Linked DNA regions of Homo sapiens: region 2 is linked to region 1. Evidence: chromatin loops called from intact Hi-C (ENCODE). Cell type or tissue: transverse colon. All regions are shown on one strand. Each heading gives the region's core, and the rest is flanking DNA. Links, peaks and the distances in the headings are about the cores only.

Evidence for each region. A loop is a pair of places that touch in the nucleus more often than their neighbours do. Peaks named below come from ENCODE experiments on the same cell type or tissue, not always from the same donor. Only the 100,000 strongest peaks of a DNase experiment are listed, where the experiment ranks them.
Region 2: a loop joins it to region 1, with 36 times the contacts of the local background. A loop is called at or near these places in 1 of 110 quality-filtered maps.

Annotation. Positions count from the first base shown.
Region 1 is chr6:149,961,374-149,969,286 of GRCh38, forward strand. It overlaps ULBP1 (UL16 binding protein 1), which reads left to right and starts at 2,570. Exons shown (of 5, transcript NM_025218.4): 1 at 2,570-2,761; 2 at 7,234-7,497; 3 at 7,712-7,913. The coding sequence starts at 2,677. RefSeq lists enhancers at 2,906-3,445, 3,987-4,526. In transverse colon, for the core only: no CTCF peak of the experiment used is centred there; no DNase peak of the experiment used is centred there; H3K4me3 peaks cover 1,349 bases; H3K27me3 peaks cover 2,500 bases.
Region 2 is chr6:149,852,957-149,860,869 of GRCh38, forward strand. LRP11 (LDL receptor related protein 11) reads right to left here. Exons shown (of 7, transcript NM_032832.6): 2 at 47-204. It overlaps RAET1E-LRP11 (RAET1E-LRP11 readthrough), which reads right to left. Exons shown (of 15, transcript NR_182438.1): 10 at 47-204. It overlaps LOC124901427 (a long non-coding RNA gene), which reads left to right. Exons shown (of 2, transcript XR_007059808.1): 2 at 28-235. Among named protein-coding and RNA genes, the nearest start is that of RAET1E-AS1, 6.6 kb to the right of the region's middle. In transverse colon, for the core only: no CTCF peak of the experiment used is centred there; no DNase peak of the experiment used is centred there.

The DNA of each region.
Region 1 (7,913 bases), core at 2,727-5,226:
TTATGCTGTCCATCATTATGCTATGTTTTTCTAGAAGATTCTATCCTGTTGAAGCACCCCCAGACTGGTTGAAAACCAAGTTACTCTTCCTTGGAAAATCTTTGTGGACACCCAGGTGGGCATACAAATTTCCAAGTCTTGGCCAGTTTCAGTGGCTCACACCTGTAATCCCAGCACTATGGGAGGCTGAGGCAGGTGGATCACCTGAGGCCAGGAGTTTATAAGACCAGCCTAGCCAACATGGTGAGACCTGTCTCTACTAAAATTGCAAAAATTAGTTGGGCACAGTGGCAGGCCCTGTAATCCTAGCTACTTGGGAGGCTGAGTTAAAAGAATCGCTTCAACCCTGGAGGAGGCGGTTGCACTGAACTGAGATCATCCCACTTCACTCCAGCCTGGGCAACAGAGTAAGACTCAGTCTCAAGAAAAAAAAAAAAAAAGACAAAAAAAGTATTACCAACTTGTGCCAGCCATGAGGTCTACAACCTCGATGCTGCCACCCTCAGGACCCTGGGGGTTACAACCTCCACTCCAGCTCCCCTCTGAACCTGTGCTTTTCCTCTGAGCCCCATTCACTCCCACAACTGTCTCATTCATTCACTGGTTCACTCAGCCTCCAACCACCCTTAAATCATGTCAGGCTCACCAGCTGACGGAGAGAAAAATCATCCTTTGTAGGTCTGAAAAACGTGTCTGAATCCTGATGGTGGGTCTTGTTTTCATTTCCACCCCCTCACAGCACACTCAGGGCCATGAAGAGGCCATGGCCTGGGCTCAGAGCTCCAGCTCTCCTCAGGGTGGGCCTGGCATTTGCTGACTTCAGGGAGGGTGGCAGGGCTCACAACTGAAATAGGAGACCTGCCCTGGGTCCTTAGCATGTGCAAGGATAGGGTTCTTTGTAGAATCTGCTCATTTCATCTGTGTTCATAGCATCTGTCATTTTCCACATGCGGACATCCACACCCAGAAAGCTGAAGAAGCTTGCACAGGAATATTCAGCCACAATATGAGCTGACTTCCATATCTGAATGCATGATCTCTAGATCCCGGCCATTACAATAACCTTTGGGCCACTTCTATGCCCATCCTGGGCAGGCCTGAGTCTAGTGGCCGGATGCCTGCAGCAGGGGTGAGGCAGGAGGGCCCAGGTGTGCACACAGGCCCCTCCTCCTGTCACCTGGCTGTCCTGCTTGGGGCTCTCCTGCCAGCCTCCTTCTGCCTTCCTCCTGTTCCCGCAGTCACTGGCCCAGGTCACCCGGCCTCAGGGGTGGTGCTGCCAGGGACTTCCCAGTGGCCTCCTCCTAGGACTAACCTGAGCTCCTGCCCCCAGCCCTGTACATGGGAGGCTTTTCTCACACACAGATCCCTGGGCCCACCAAGCTATTCCCCTCCCAAATCTGAGAACTGCCCACCCCCGTGTGACTGTTGTCCTGCCGACCACCCTTCATGTAGCCCCTCCTGGACAGAGGCTCTAGTGCATCAGGCCAGAACCTTTTGGCTCCTGTGTCCCTGCTCAGTCACAGAGATGGCTGCCATCCCATGTCCCTGTCCTGAAGCATAGTCAGGCCCTGGGCTTGGTCCAGGCCTCCTCCCCTTTCCCACAGCCTCAGGACCCTGGTGATTGATGGTCACCAGGTGAAGGTCTCCCCACATGAAGACTGTGTGGAGTGGGAGGTCTGTGCCTATTTTTCTCATTCATTGGGGAATGGGCTGAGTGGCTGGGGGCAAAGTGGGACTCAGGGGCTCTGCCCAGTCCTTACTGCAGGCTAAGCCCTCCCTTGCGGCCAAGAGCCACTGGGCCCTCCACCTCCCTCTGGCTTCTACCCGCAGATCTAGATGGTTTCATGGTGACTCAGAGGAGGATGCACTCGGGCGTCCCTTTTGAGGATGGCTGCAGGGACCATCCAGGGACTGAGCCGAGGTGCAGATACAGCCACGGATTTGGGTGTTGTTAGACACAGAAGGGTGTGTAGCAAAGTGAGCCCCACGCATGCGTAGACTCTTCCCTCGGCTTCTGCTCTCCATGGAAACACAACTGATCACATCATGATTGATCACGGTAGCCCTCTAGGGCTTTCTTTCTTTTCTTTTTTTTTTTTTCCAGAAGTCATAAAGGGATATAGAATATACTCAAAGACCACCTCATGCTTTTAGTGGAGAGGCAAAAAAGGTTCGCTCCGGAATGGGGAAGCGGCTGCGCCCTGGACGGAGAGGGGCGGGGACTTCGCGACTGCAGGCGGAGGGAGGGCGGGTGTCGCTGGCGCAGGCGGTGACAGGGAGACACCGCCGCCACTGAGTATTCCTATGCAAGTTTCTTCATCTTCCTGTGCATCAGTGTTTACACTGGGGTAATGATAAATGCTGTGTTGAAAAATTATTTGATGGGGCCATGGAAGGAACGGAAGGAACGGCGTCCTGGCCCGCTCGGGGCCCGCGCACGCCGCCACCAAGCCGCGGGGGCGGGTCGGAGGGGAGAGTTGCGTCAGCCAGGCCGCTGTCAGATGACGAGCCCGGGGCGTGACGGGGTGGAGCATCCCCAAAAAAGTGCATGCCTAGGATCCCGCCCAGTGTATCCCTGCGCGCGGCGGGCCGGGCTGGGCAGCTTTATAAACAGCCGTGGTGTGAGCCTCGAAGGGAACCATCAGCGCCTCCTGTCCACGGAGCTCCAGGTCTACAATGGCAGCGGCCGCCAGCCCCGCGTTCCTTCTGTGCCTCCCGCTTCTGCACCTGCTGTCTGGCTGGTCCCGGGCAGGATGGGTCGGTGAGTTCGGGGATGTAGCCTAAGCAGGGCGGGGGCCAAACCTGGGAGGTTGTGGACTGCAGCGGGTTTCAGAGGAGGGGAGGCTTCTGGAAGGACCGGCGCGATCTCCCTGAACGAACATCGCGGTCTCCCCGAACGTCGCGGTCCCTCCGAACGTCGCGGTCTCCCCGAACATCGCGGTGCCCCCGAACATCGCTGTCTCCCCGAACATCGCGATCTCCCCGAACATCGTGATCTCCCCAGACATGCCCAGCTGAAGGCACTCAGTTCCCCTCGGTGGCTCCTTTCCGCCGGGTCCGCTTCCTGCGGCTGCTGCTTGCCCCTCAGGCCAGGAGGTTTCTGGAAGGACCGGTGCTGTCTCCCCGAACATCGTGGTCTCCCCGAACATCGCGGCCTCTCCGAACATCGCCCTCTCTCCGAGCAACGCGATCTCCCCGAACATCGCGGTCTCCCCGAAAATCGCGATCTCCCCGAACATTGCCATCTCACCGAACATCGCGATCTCGCCGAACATGCCCGGCTGAAGGCACTCAGTTCCCCTCCGCGGCTCCTTTCCGCCGGGTCTGATTCCTGCGGCTGCTGCTTGCCCCGCAGGCCAGGAGGCTTCTGGTAGCACCGGCGCGATGCCCCCGAACATCGCGTTCTACCCCAACATCGCGATCCCTCCGAACATCGTGATCCCCCCCGAACATCGCCGTCCCCCCGAGTAACGCGGTCTCCCCGAACATCGCGGTCCCCCCGAACATCGCGGTACCCCCGAACATCGCCGTCTCCCCGTACATTGCGATCCCCCGAAACATTGCGATCTCCCCGAACATCGCGATCTCGCCGAACATGCCCGGCTGAAGGCACTCAGTTCCCCTCCGCGGCTCCTTTCCTCCGGGTCCGCTTCCTGCGGCTGCTGCTTGCCCCATAGGCCAGGAGGCTTCTGGGTGGACCAGCGCGATCTCCCCGAATATCGCGGTCTACCCGAACATCGCGGCCTCCCCGAACATCGCGGTCTCCCCGAACATCGCGATCCCCCAGAACATCGCGGCCTCCCCGAACATCGCGGTCTCCCCGAACATCGCGATCCCCCAGAACATCGCGGTCTACCCGAACATCGCGGCCTCCCCGAACATCGCGGTCTCCCCGAACATCGCGATCCCCCAGAACATCGCGGTCTCCCCGAACATCGCTGTCTCCCCGAACGTGCCTGGCTGAAGGCACTCAGTTCCCCTCCGGGGCTCCTTTCCGCCGAGTCCGCTTCCTGCAGCTGCTGCTAGCACCGCAGTCCAGGGGGAGTGTCAAAGAAGGCTGAAAAGGAATTGCAGGAGGGTGGAGGGACCAAAAGGCTACAGAGGGCAAGGTAGGGCGGGGATCCCTGGTGCAGACCCGCAGCCCCACTGGCCCTAGGGAAGGAGAAACCAGATTCCCGAACCCTAGCTGGGGTCAGGACAGGGGTAAAGGGGAGTTCCACAGGGACGCGATCACAGACTCCCCCATCAGCCACAGCCCTGCTCTGCTCTGACCTGCTGTTCACCACACAAAGCTTCCAGCAGCCCCAGGGCTCCCTGCCCTGGAACTTCGCCCCTACACTTTGCTGCAGACACTCACCTGCACGCAGGGGCTCACCAGACACTTGCTACCCTTCCCCTCACCATTCACTTTCACCACCCAGGTCGCATCCTTTCACTCCCCATCTCAGCTCACCCCTGTCACCACACAGGCCTCCCTCACCTCCCCATCCATGAAGGGGCCCTTAGCACCTCCCCCGACCAACTAGCACCTTGTCCCCTTTTGCCTGAGGACACACCCCAGCAAACACACCCCAGGCTTTCCACAAAACTTAATGCAGGGGGGACGGGAAATCCCATTTCCCTCACGATGACCCTGGGAGCGCCGGTGAGTAGAGGTGCCCACTTCTGCCCTTGGGTCCCAGACCCGCCTGTTCTTCCGACTGGGGAGCCAGGGTCATATAGAATAGTCACTAAGCAGACAGGAGTCAGCAAACCCTTTCTAGAAAGGAAAGGCTGAAGGCACTTTGGTCCTTGCTGGCCGTGAGTTCTCTGTCTGTGTGTCAAGTCCTGTCCCTTTGTAGAGCAACAGCAGGCAATGGTAACCTGCAAATAAAAGGGAGAGCAGATGTGGACCCTGTCCTAGGTTGCTGACCCCAGATGAGGGCACATGCTGTGTCCTGGCAATTGCTGCCCCATCCCCTAGGGTGTCATCTCCAAGTAGTGTAAGTTGAAGAGTCACAAGTGTGTCCTACCCTGCCTGTGGCTTCTGGGTGGTGTGGATGTGATGGATGTGAATGGAGGTCCTATGGTTCTGGGCCTACTGCGCCCCTCCTTTGCTGCTGGGTGGCATCATAGGTCCCTCAGGGCAATCAGGGACCCTCCTTAAAGCCTCAGGTGTGAGCTAAGGGTGAGGGGGTGCAGCCATGTAGTGTCCTGGGGATCGGGGCCAACTGCTTGTGCAGCTTCTTGGTTCCCTGTGGCCCTGCTCCTGCCCATCCCAGGAGACCCACCTGTGTCTTCTCACTGTGGGGCCTATATTCCTAATGACCTAAAGGGTGAGGAGCCCACCCTGTGATGGGCAGCTCTGAGGCTGTGTGGTCACTGCCCTCCCATAGCTGGAGGCCCATCTCCACAGGGGCCCAGGACCACAGCAGGAGCCACTTTTAAATGAGGGGATTTCACTGCTGTGAGTGGCACAGCCTTGCTTCTGAGCACTAGGGGATCCTGTTGTGATTCTGCGGTTGGCAATTGCCATGAAATCCACATAGCACCTTTTCCAACCACATATGCCTCTGGGATCTTAGGGAGTCCAGGGTCAAATAGCTGTATTGGTAGGTCCAGCGTCACCCCTCATCACAGGGTGTGTATGGCTGCATCCCAGCTACAAGAGCAGAGTTAAGTAGTGACAGGGGAGGTCATATGACCAGCACAACCTATAATAGTTACTACATTAACTACAAACACTATCCATTCCCGGTAGAAATCCAGGAAATGTGAAATTACCATCGAATGGGTCTATGAACCCAGCCCATCCCTCTAAGCTGGACCTGACAGAGGTGTCCATCTGTTACTTTGCCCTAAATGCACCTCATGAGTAATAGGGGAGCAAGTTAATGCTTTAGGTCCCTGGGAGGAGGTTGGATCACACACTGTGTCTACTAGGAGTGTCTGGGTATTTGCCATTTCATGGCATACAGTTACCAGAGTGAATGCCCATCTGGCTCTCTGGGGGAGGCTGAGGGAGTCATTGCAGTTGCTGTGGGGTTGAAGGAGCCCACCAGGGCCTCTGGGCTCTCCTTCTAGCAATGGACTCTGGGTCTGAGATGTGGCTCAGTTCTCAAAGCTGGGCAAAGGAGCTCAGTTATTTCCTAGGGTGACTCCTTTCAGCCTTCAGGTCATCCATCCTTGCGTTTTGTCTTTGTTTGTTGTAATTATTTATATCTAGCAGTATCCGGGTTGAGTTTCCATTTCTTTTGGATCCTTGACCCCTTTGTTCTATGAGCCATGGGCATACATTTTTAAGGCTGAGGTCCCCCACTGGCATTGTGACTTCTTTAATTATTTACATCATTGCACCCTCCTTCCTGCTGACAGTTGACGGCCTCCGCTTGAGATCTCTTATTTCAGGATTTTCCATCCCCATTACTACTGGGAGCCCATTTCAGGAACAGCATTTCCTACCCCCAACCCCGGCCTTCAGCAACAGGCATTCCTGGGCTTCTTGATAGTCTGCTGCCTTCTCCTGGGGCCTTCTTTATATGCTGGGTATACAAGAGTCCTCCAGTCATCCCATGAGCACAGAGGATGGACGTTGTTCTGGATTTTCATATTGCAACCACTCTGGCATGGGTGCTTCTCTGAGCCTTTTGATTCTTTCCCTTACACCCTGATGTAGAAGTTCTGGGTTTTCAACTTCTTGCCCTGTGAACCATCCCTTTACAAGGTTCCAGAAATGCATGCTCATAGCAGATGGGCATCTTCACTGGGGCTTTGCCAACGTGTTAAATCATGTGACCCATGACAATAATCACTTGCTTATCTAAACTGAATTCTGCCCTCACCCCACCCACTGTGCTGGAGCATCCCAGGGCAGCTCCCACACACTCTCCCACCTCCTGCAGTCCACATGGGCTGCTGCTGAGGGTCCTCCTCATCCAGGCCTTTTCCTGCCACAATAGGCCTGGCACCTCCACCACAAGGTCATGTGCTGACTGATGTCGGCACAGAGCAGGTGGGACATGTCTGGAGGGGACATGTGGTTTCATGGCTGCAGGAACCTTCCCCTCCGTGTACTCAAGCAAGGGAGACGCTCTAGTCATTAACTAGTTTTCATGACAGTCCTGGCTGGGGCATGTCTTGGTCTGCCAGCCCAGCCCCTCAGAGGCCTTCACTTGCAGTCACCATAAGTGGGAGGAGGGGATACAGGTTCCATTTCCCCCCACACCAACCCCCTCCTGTGTTTTTCTTCCACAGACACACACTGTCTTTGCTATGACTTCATCATCACTCCTAAGTCCAGACCTGAACCACAGTGGTGTGAAGTTCAAGGCCTGGTGGATGAAAGGCCTTTTCTTCACTATGACTGTGTTAACCACAAGGCCAAAGCCTTTGCTTCTCTGGGGAAGAAAGTCAATGTCACAAAAACCTGGGAAGAACAAACTGAAACACTAAGAGACGTGGTGGATTTCCTTAAAGGGCAACTGCTTGACATTCAAGTGGAGAATTTAATACCCATTGGTAAGTTTAAAATGGCCCAGGGAGCAGACACAGTAGTAACTTAGAGTCATTTATTGATTTCATATGAAAAATAAATCAGAAGTTTGTGTCACCCAAGAGGTTGAGGAGCATGGGCCGGATGCAGCAGAGAGAGCAAGTCCAGGAGCCAGGAAAGGAAGCAGGGTGGGGCTCAGGCTTTGTCAAGATCAGAGCTGATCTCTTTGCAATGGGGCAGAGCCCCTCACCCTGCAGGCCAGGATGTCTTGTGAGCATGAAGCCCATGGACACGGCAGAGGATCTTGGCAGTTCCTCTTCAATGGACAGAAGTTCCTCCTCTTTGACTCAAACAACAGAAAGTGGACAGCACTTCATCCTGGAGCCAAGAAGATGACAGAGAAGTGGGAGAAGAACAGGGATGTGACCATGTTCTTCCAGAA
Region 2 (7,913 bases), core at 3,040-5,539, 110 kb before region 1:
CTTCACTGAAATACTCGTTTTTGTTAGCAGTGACAACATGCGTTACCTTCATGTCCACTGACGGGTCCCCCTGCAGCAGTGCCCACTCATACTGGACGATGGCGTGGTCATCTGTGCTCTCGCGGCCGTCTAGAACCACCCCGTCTGTGGGCAGATGCAGAACCACATCCTGCCCAGCCTTGCTAAGTGGAGGCGCATCCTTTTCTGAGAAAGAAAATAAATAATTCATAAAAGATGATTTCTTATTTTTTCTAATTTATGGAGAGGTATCTTGTTTGCTGAATAGATATGATTCGGCAAATAACTGCTAAGAGAATCCATATTAAATGGAAATTATTTTTCTATTTATTTTATGATCGTGGAATTTAGCTATAATATGCGCAGAAGAGGCTGTGTGGAGTGTTGGCTGGTAGCGATTTTGGGTACAAGGCAGCATACGAGGTCCCACCAATGTGTAAATATGGAGAAGCAGTTTTATTTTCTAGAGTGGATTTTTCACTTAATTTTAAAATCACTTAAGTTCAAAATACTGTTAAATAAATTTATTTTAAAAGATTATTATTATTTTGAGATGGAGTTTTGCTCTTGTCACCCAGGCTGGAGTGCAATGGTGCAGCCTCGGCTCACTGCAGCCTCTCCCTCCCGGGTTCAAGCGGTTCTTCTGCCTCAACCGCCCGAGTAGCTGGGATTACATGTGTGTGCCACCACATCCTGCTAATTGTTTTTTGTATTTTTAGTAGACACAGGGTTTTGCCATGTTGGCCAGGCTGGTCTCGAACTCCTGGCCTCAGGTGATCCATCTGCCTCGGCCTCTCAAAGTGCTGGGATTAGCAGCGTGAGCCACTGCGCCTGGCCTTGAAAAGATTATTAAAACAAACCTGAAAAACACCAAATTCACCTCTAATATGGATTTTCTTTTTTTCTTATCCTCAAGTTTTAAAAATAGGAGTGATATAAAGTATTCAATGAATGGGAAATATATTAAGTTTGAAAAGTTAAGGCAAATTTTTAGAGCCATACAAAATAAAGCCTGCATGTAAATTCTCTGGAATCCAATTTTTCATCTAGGAAAATTGAAGACGTTCACCGTTTCTAATAACTAATTTTTATAATAGAAGCCAGCAGGCTCAGATGACTACAACAGCAAAATAAATCTGTATTTACCTTTGTTTTTGTTTTGTTTTGCTTTTGAGACAGGGTCTCTATCACCCAGGCTGGTGCACGATCATAGCTCACTCACTGTAGCCTCCAACTCCTGGGCTCAAGTGATCCTCCTGCCTTAGCCTCCCGAGTAGTTAGGACTGCAGGTGTGTGCTAACCTTCCCACCTATTTTCACTCTTTTGTAGTGAGAGTTGCCCAGGCTGGTCTTGAACTCCTGACCTCAAGTGATCCTCCCACCTCAGCCTCCCAAAGTGCTGGAATTACAAGTGTGAGCCACTGCACCCAGCCTATATTTACCTTTAACCTAGAATGGTACTAAATAATATAAGGTTAATTATGTTTATTTCAATATTAATACTTTACTGACAGCTGCTACAGGGATGACCGAAAGGATAAGCTGTACAAAGAAAACATTTCTAAGAGCATAGTTACCAAAATTTTAATTGATGTAAGCTTCTTAGTAAATTCACCCAAATGCACACATATTTTAAAGAAACAGCAACAGAACTGGAAAAACTCTACAGGTTTGTGTACCACGCCCTCTTTGGCATCCACTTCCCCATTCCTTCAGTGCCAAAGCTCTGGTTCGAGTGCTGGCTGGGCTTGCCCCTCTTTGGCTCACCCTGCACAGTGCTGCAAGGCACCGCCTCTCCTCCTGCTTTCGAGCCCATCACTTTCCTCCACAGGGGCCAATGTTGCTACCTACACAAACTTCTAAAGGGCCAAGCCACACATCCCAGTGCTTGAGTTTCGGGGCTTACTGCAATCCCACCTCAGTGTCTCATTACGGAACAAAAGGTGACCACTCTTGATACATTGCAGCTGAAATGACTCTTCTGGAAAGCTAATCTGACGGGGTCATTCTGCGAGTAGGAAAAACCCTTCAGCAAGTTACCATTGCCTTTCAGATGTTTAGGACCTAACCCTCCAGGATTCTCTTCTCTTCTAGTGGTTCCCTCAATGCCCAGCACCAGGGTGTGGCAACAGGTTGTCATCAGCAACCAGAGCAGCCAGTTTCCACTAACCCTTTCCTGTAATTCTGATGAATGCATAAGTTAAACATTCAAGCTGGAGAAACTGGTGCCTGAGTACAAGGCCTGGAATGTGAAAACAAATACATTAAGACCTCGCCTGGACTTTCTCAGACCCTAACATCTGATCGAAGGCATTCTTACACATATACCTTGTATCAAGGCCACTTAAGATTAAAGAAAATTTTCCAAGGCTCTAGAGACTTTCCAGACCCCAGACCCTAAAGATTAGACTGAATGAAACACTCCTGCTTGTAGGTGCACACTCTCACACAGGCATAGAGGTTGAATTGAATGTAAATAAACACTGAAGAAAAACTTGTAACTTTGAGTTGGTCTGGTGAGTCACTCCCACCATCTTCCTGTCACCAGTTGCAGAAATAAACTCCCTTCTTTCCCAGTCTGTCTGCATCTCATTGGAAAGCGAGAAAAAGCAGCCGGACCTTGATCATCCAGGAACAAGGGGATTTATGTGAGGGGTCTGGGGCTCTTAGAGATGCGGCTTTTCTGAATGAGAATGCTGCTGCCAGCCACAAAGGGAAGATGCCTTTTTTTTTTTTTTTAAAAAAAAAACACATTATGAGGAATTAAGCACAATTGCTTTTTACATGCTATTGCTAACTATGGAGAAGACGTGTCCCATTTTTCCAGTCACTTAAGAGTGAGGACTAGTAACTGTGATTTAAATAAGCCAAGTAAACAATCCCCTGCCTAGGAAGAAACTTGTTCTTCTGCCTTTTTCCACCTCTGAACAAACACGGAGTGTCTGATGTCTTTATGCTGCTTCTGCCAGGTAAGGAGAGATAGGACACTTGCATTATTTTGATAGTCCTTTCATAGTGTTGACCTTTTCTTTGGTTCTGAAAGGTTCATTGTTTCCACACAATGGTTTATGACTTTATAATTCTGGAAAGCATCTTATAACTCAGCAGTTATACATTACAGCTAGCAGCTATTTAAACTTTGTTAAAAATACATTTTTAAGTAGACAAATGAAAATATGTCTATGTGATATAAACAGTAATGGACACATAATTTTTTAAAAACTCTCAAAGATTTAAGATGGAAGAATCAGATAAGCGCTGAAATATTCCACACATTATACAATTAATTAATCCTACCTCTCCTGGAAGAAAAAGATCATTTTAGTCACTTACTTTTATTTAGGTGAGCTTTAAGATGAATTATAAGCTTAGTGAAATCATCCTATCTTCTAAACTGATCACTGATGTGTCTGAAATAACACAGATAATGTTTCCTTTTCAGTTCAAGTCCAGGCCATTTCCATTGTAAAATGTATTTTAAAATAACCCAGAGCTTATCTACCCAGAAACAGTCCTTAAAATAAACAAATAACAACACGAAGAGGAAGGGAGTGTGCCATTTTAAAATGTGTGACTTGCTAATGAAGAACAAAATATATGTAATTTTGAATTTTTGTCAAAAAAATGTAATAAACCCATGTTAAGTACTAGGGAAACACTGGTTTCTTTTGAAAACTAAACACACTTAGTAAGACCTACAGAGGTGAAATAAGACTCCTGCCGATTGAGAATGAGCAAATCAAGGTGGCATTTTATTCAGAGAAGTGTAATATAATATCAACCAGCCTCATTCACAACACGCTACTGTGCACAGAGCCTCCATGACAAGGAAGACATTCTGTGCTGTGTGGGAACGAATGGTATAGCTCAGGCAGAGCAACTGGAAAGAACCCTGAAGTCAGGGTACGGAAGCGGGGCGAGACTAGGGGAAGAGGCTCAGATACATGCGGTCAAAATCCATCATGGATTTCCAACTGCAACACTTCGGAAAAAAAATTATCCGCAACCCCAATATGATTATTGTGATTTTTGGTATGTACTGATCCAGTCCTTCTCCCTATGGTGCTGCTGATAATAATTATAATAGTTGCCATTTACTGAGGGATTTTGAAGCTGACTTTGCAAAAATTATAGCTGAGAAAATTATAACAGTGAAATAGATCTGACCTGACTCCATGTGGCTTCTAATCTCCAAGCTGTCCTTGTCCATTCCTGGGCATAGGCCGAACTAATTTTGGGAGGAACTTGGTTTACAGTCTGACTTTGAAACAGACGCGGCCGGGTGTGGTGATTCATGCTTGTAATCCCAGCACTTTGGGAGGCTGAGGTGGGCAGACTGCTTGAGCCCAGGAGTTCCAGACCAGCCTGGAACTGGTGAAACCCCATCTCTACTAAAAATACAGAAAGTAGCCTGATGTGTGGCACATGCCTATAGTCCCAGTTACTTGGGGGGCTGAGGAATTCAAAGCTACGGTGAGCCAAGACTGTGCCACTTCACTCCTGCCTGCATAACAAAGTGAGTCCCTGTGTCAAAAAAAAAAAAAAAAGTAAAAAGAAACAAAGATGGTAACAGCCCTTTCCCCAAATAAGCCCCTTTCTTGCCTGAGGACTGGACTGCCTTTGCAAAACTAACAAATAAGCCACAAGATTAGAAATTATGGCTTAGGCATCACTATTATAAAACCTAAGTTCAGTGCTTGAGATATTTTATAGACCCTGTCCTCGATGGTTGGCAGCACCCCGTTGGCAGTACCTAGGTTGATAAACTGGCTCATCTGGTCTTGTGTTTTATCCGCACAACCAGTTCCTTGTGAATTAAACTCTTTCTCTATTGCAATTCCCCTGTCTTGATAAATCAGCTCTGTGTAGGCAGTGGGCAAGGAGAACCCATTGGGCGGTTACAATTTCCTTGTACCAGGTACCAGGCCAGGTGAAGTTATAGAAAGAACTTAACTTTCACAACGAATCTCTGAGGTAGGTATTATCATCTGCATAATACTGATGCAGAAACTAGGCTCAGAGGGCTAAGTTACATCACACAGGCGATAAATTTGTCAGATCAGATACTTCTTTTTAATTATTTTTTTATTATTATACTTAAAAGTTCTAAGGTACATGTGCACAACGTGCAGGTTTGTTACATAGGTATACATGTGCCATGTTGGTTTGCTGCCCCCTTCAACTCGTCATTTACATTAGGTATTTGTCCTAATGCTATCCCTTCCCTTGACCCCCACCCCGACAGGCCCTGGTGTGTGATGTTCTCCTCCGTGTCCGTGTGTTCTCATTGTTCAACTCCCACTTATGAGTGAGAATATGCGGTGTTTGGTTTTCTGTCCTTGTGATAGTTTGCTGAGAATGGTTTCCAGCTTCACCCATGTCCCTGCAAAGGACATGAACTCATCCTTTTTTTATGGCTGCACAGTAGTCCATGGAGTATATGTGCCACATTTTCTTAATCCAGTCTATTATTAATGGACATCTGGGTTGGTTCCAAGTCTTTGCTATTGTGAATAGTGCCACAATAAACATACATGTGCATGTGTCTTTATAGTAGCATGATTTATAATCCTTTGAATATATACCCAGGAATGCAGCCCAGTTATTTCTAACTCAAAGGTTCTATCCTTCCACTATACTTCGAGACAACCCTAGGTGTATTCCAGTTACAATAAATATAATTTTACATCCTGAATTTAATCCATCAACTTATTGGTATATTCCTGTTATTGATATTTCTTCATATATCTTAGCACTGCCCATGTGATAACCTAAGCTTCACAATTGCCACTTGAGTTTCCTAATCTGTACTACTGGACATTTACTTTGTTACTTTTTCACCATTATAAATAATGCCATAATAAACATGTTTTGCTCATACGTTCTCTTCAGCATAGATGATTTTCCTAAAAAATATTCCAGAAGTATGAATATTTTAATGGTTTCTGCCACATATTTTCCAATTACTTTCCAAGAGGGAAGTACCAATTTACACCATCAGTGAGCTAGAAGTGTATATAAAGTTTCCCATATGCATGTCAATATGAGTAAAACACTTTTTTGCTCATATGTTCTCTTCAGCATGGTTCCTTTTCCTAAAAAATATTCCAGAAGTATGAAATGAATATTTTAATGGTCTCTGCCACATATTTCCCAACTGGTTTCCAAGAGGGAAGTAGCAATTTACACCATCGGTGAGCACAGAAGTGTATATGAAGTCTCCCATATGCATGCCAATATGAGTAAACCTATTTTTACCAAGTTAATAAATGAAAATTGGCCTTATTTACATTTCTTTGATTCTAAGGTCGAACATTTTTCCATGTTTATCCACCATACCTCCTCTTCTGGGAAGTGTCTGCTCATGTCCTTTGCCCATTTATTTTTATTTTTCTTGCTGACTCATATATATATATATATATATTTTTTTTTTTTTTTTTTTGACCGAGTCTTGCTCTGTCGCCCAGGCTGGAGTCCAGTGTTGCAATCTCAGCTTACTGTAACCTCCGACTCCAGGGTTTAAGCTATTCTCATGTCTCAGCCTCCCCAGTAGCTAGGACTACAGGCGTGTGTCAACAAACCAGGCTAATTTTTCTATTTTTAGTACAGATGGAGTTTCACCATGTTTGTCAGGCTGGTTTCTAACTCCTGGCCTCCAGCAATCCACCTGCGTTGGCCTCCCAAAGCGCTGGGATTACAGGTGTGAGCCACTGTGCCTGGCCCATAAACTCTACGAATAAATAATGTCACATTTTTCCCAGACTCTTGTTTGCAATTCCTTTTGTTTCTTGATATGAAGTTTTTTATAAATGTGCATATAATCTATCCCCTTTCTTTGTGACCTCTTTAATTGATTTGAAACCTGTCTTCCTTCCAGATATGGAAGTTTACTTCCTTTAAGTTTTTTTATGTATGGAGTAATCTATGGCTTAATTTAAAAAAAATTTAATTCTTTAATCCATCTGGAATTTGTGTATGGTCAGAGTTGTAGGTCTAAATGTACTTTCCCTGACACTGCCAACCAGTTATCTTACTATTATTTATTAAATATAATTGTTTATAACACAAAAGGGAGAAGATAAGAATGTGAGAAAGTAAGGCCCTTGGAGAGGGAGAGTGGTCAAGCATCTGCAGAGGGATTAACCTTGAATGGGAAGGTCAACTCTTTTGTTTGCACTTGGCGGAGACAGGGAAAGGCTGGGGGTGGCAGCAGGTGGGTCTGCAGAGAGGAGAGCAGACCTCTGCCTAATAGCTTTGATTTTCCCTGACACACAAGGCAAGGGGCCCACTTCCCAAATTCTTCCCCGAGATACTGGACTTCAGGCTGAATATCCAGCAAAAACCACATAAAGGTTATCGTCCTTGAGTCCTTGGAGGTTATATTCCCTGCTCTTCTGGAATCCTAGCAGCTCTAGCTTCTACCTCTCCTCCCTCCCTCCCTCCCTCCTGCTGTTCTTCACTTTTTATCATGACATCCAGTCCCCCAACCCTCTAGTCATGGGCATGACCCAACCAGGTTCCTAGAACAGTATCATGTACATGCGTGCCACCTTCCTAACTCACAAAGCATGTCCCCCCTTGAACCTCACGACAGCCTGGGATGGAGGACAAGCAGACACCAAGTCCTGGGGGCATGAGCAGGGACTTGTTTGTGGAGACGCCAGGCCCCAGAACTTCAAGCACCCTCCTCTGTTCTACAGATTCTAGCAGGCAGGCTCAGTCACTACAAGACACCTCTCTCCAGCATCTCTCACTCATTCCTGCATCCTCCCGCCTTCCCTACCTCTACCCTCGCAGTCCCAGCCTAGTGATCCCTTTCTCAGCTTCTGCTGGTGCTGCTGGAGAAAGCATAGGAGTTCAGGCTCCACAACCCCATGCTGTGTGACCCTTGGGCAG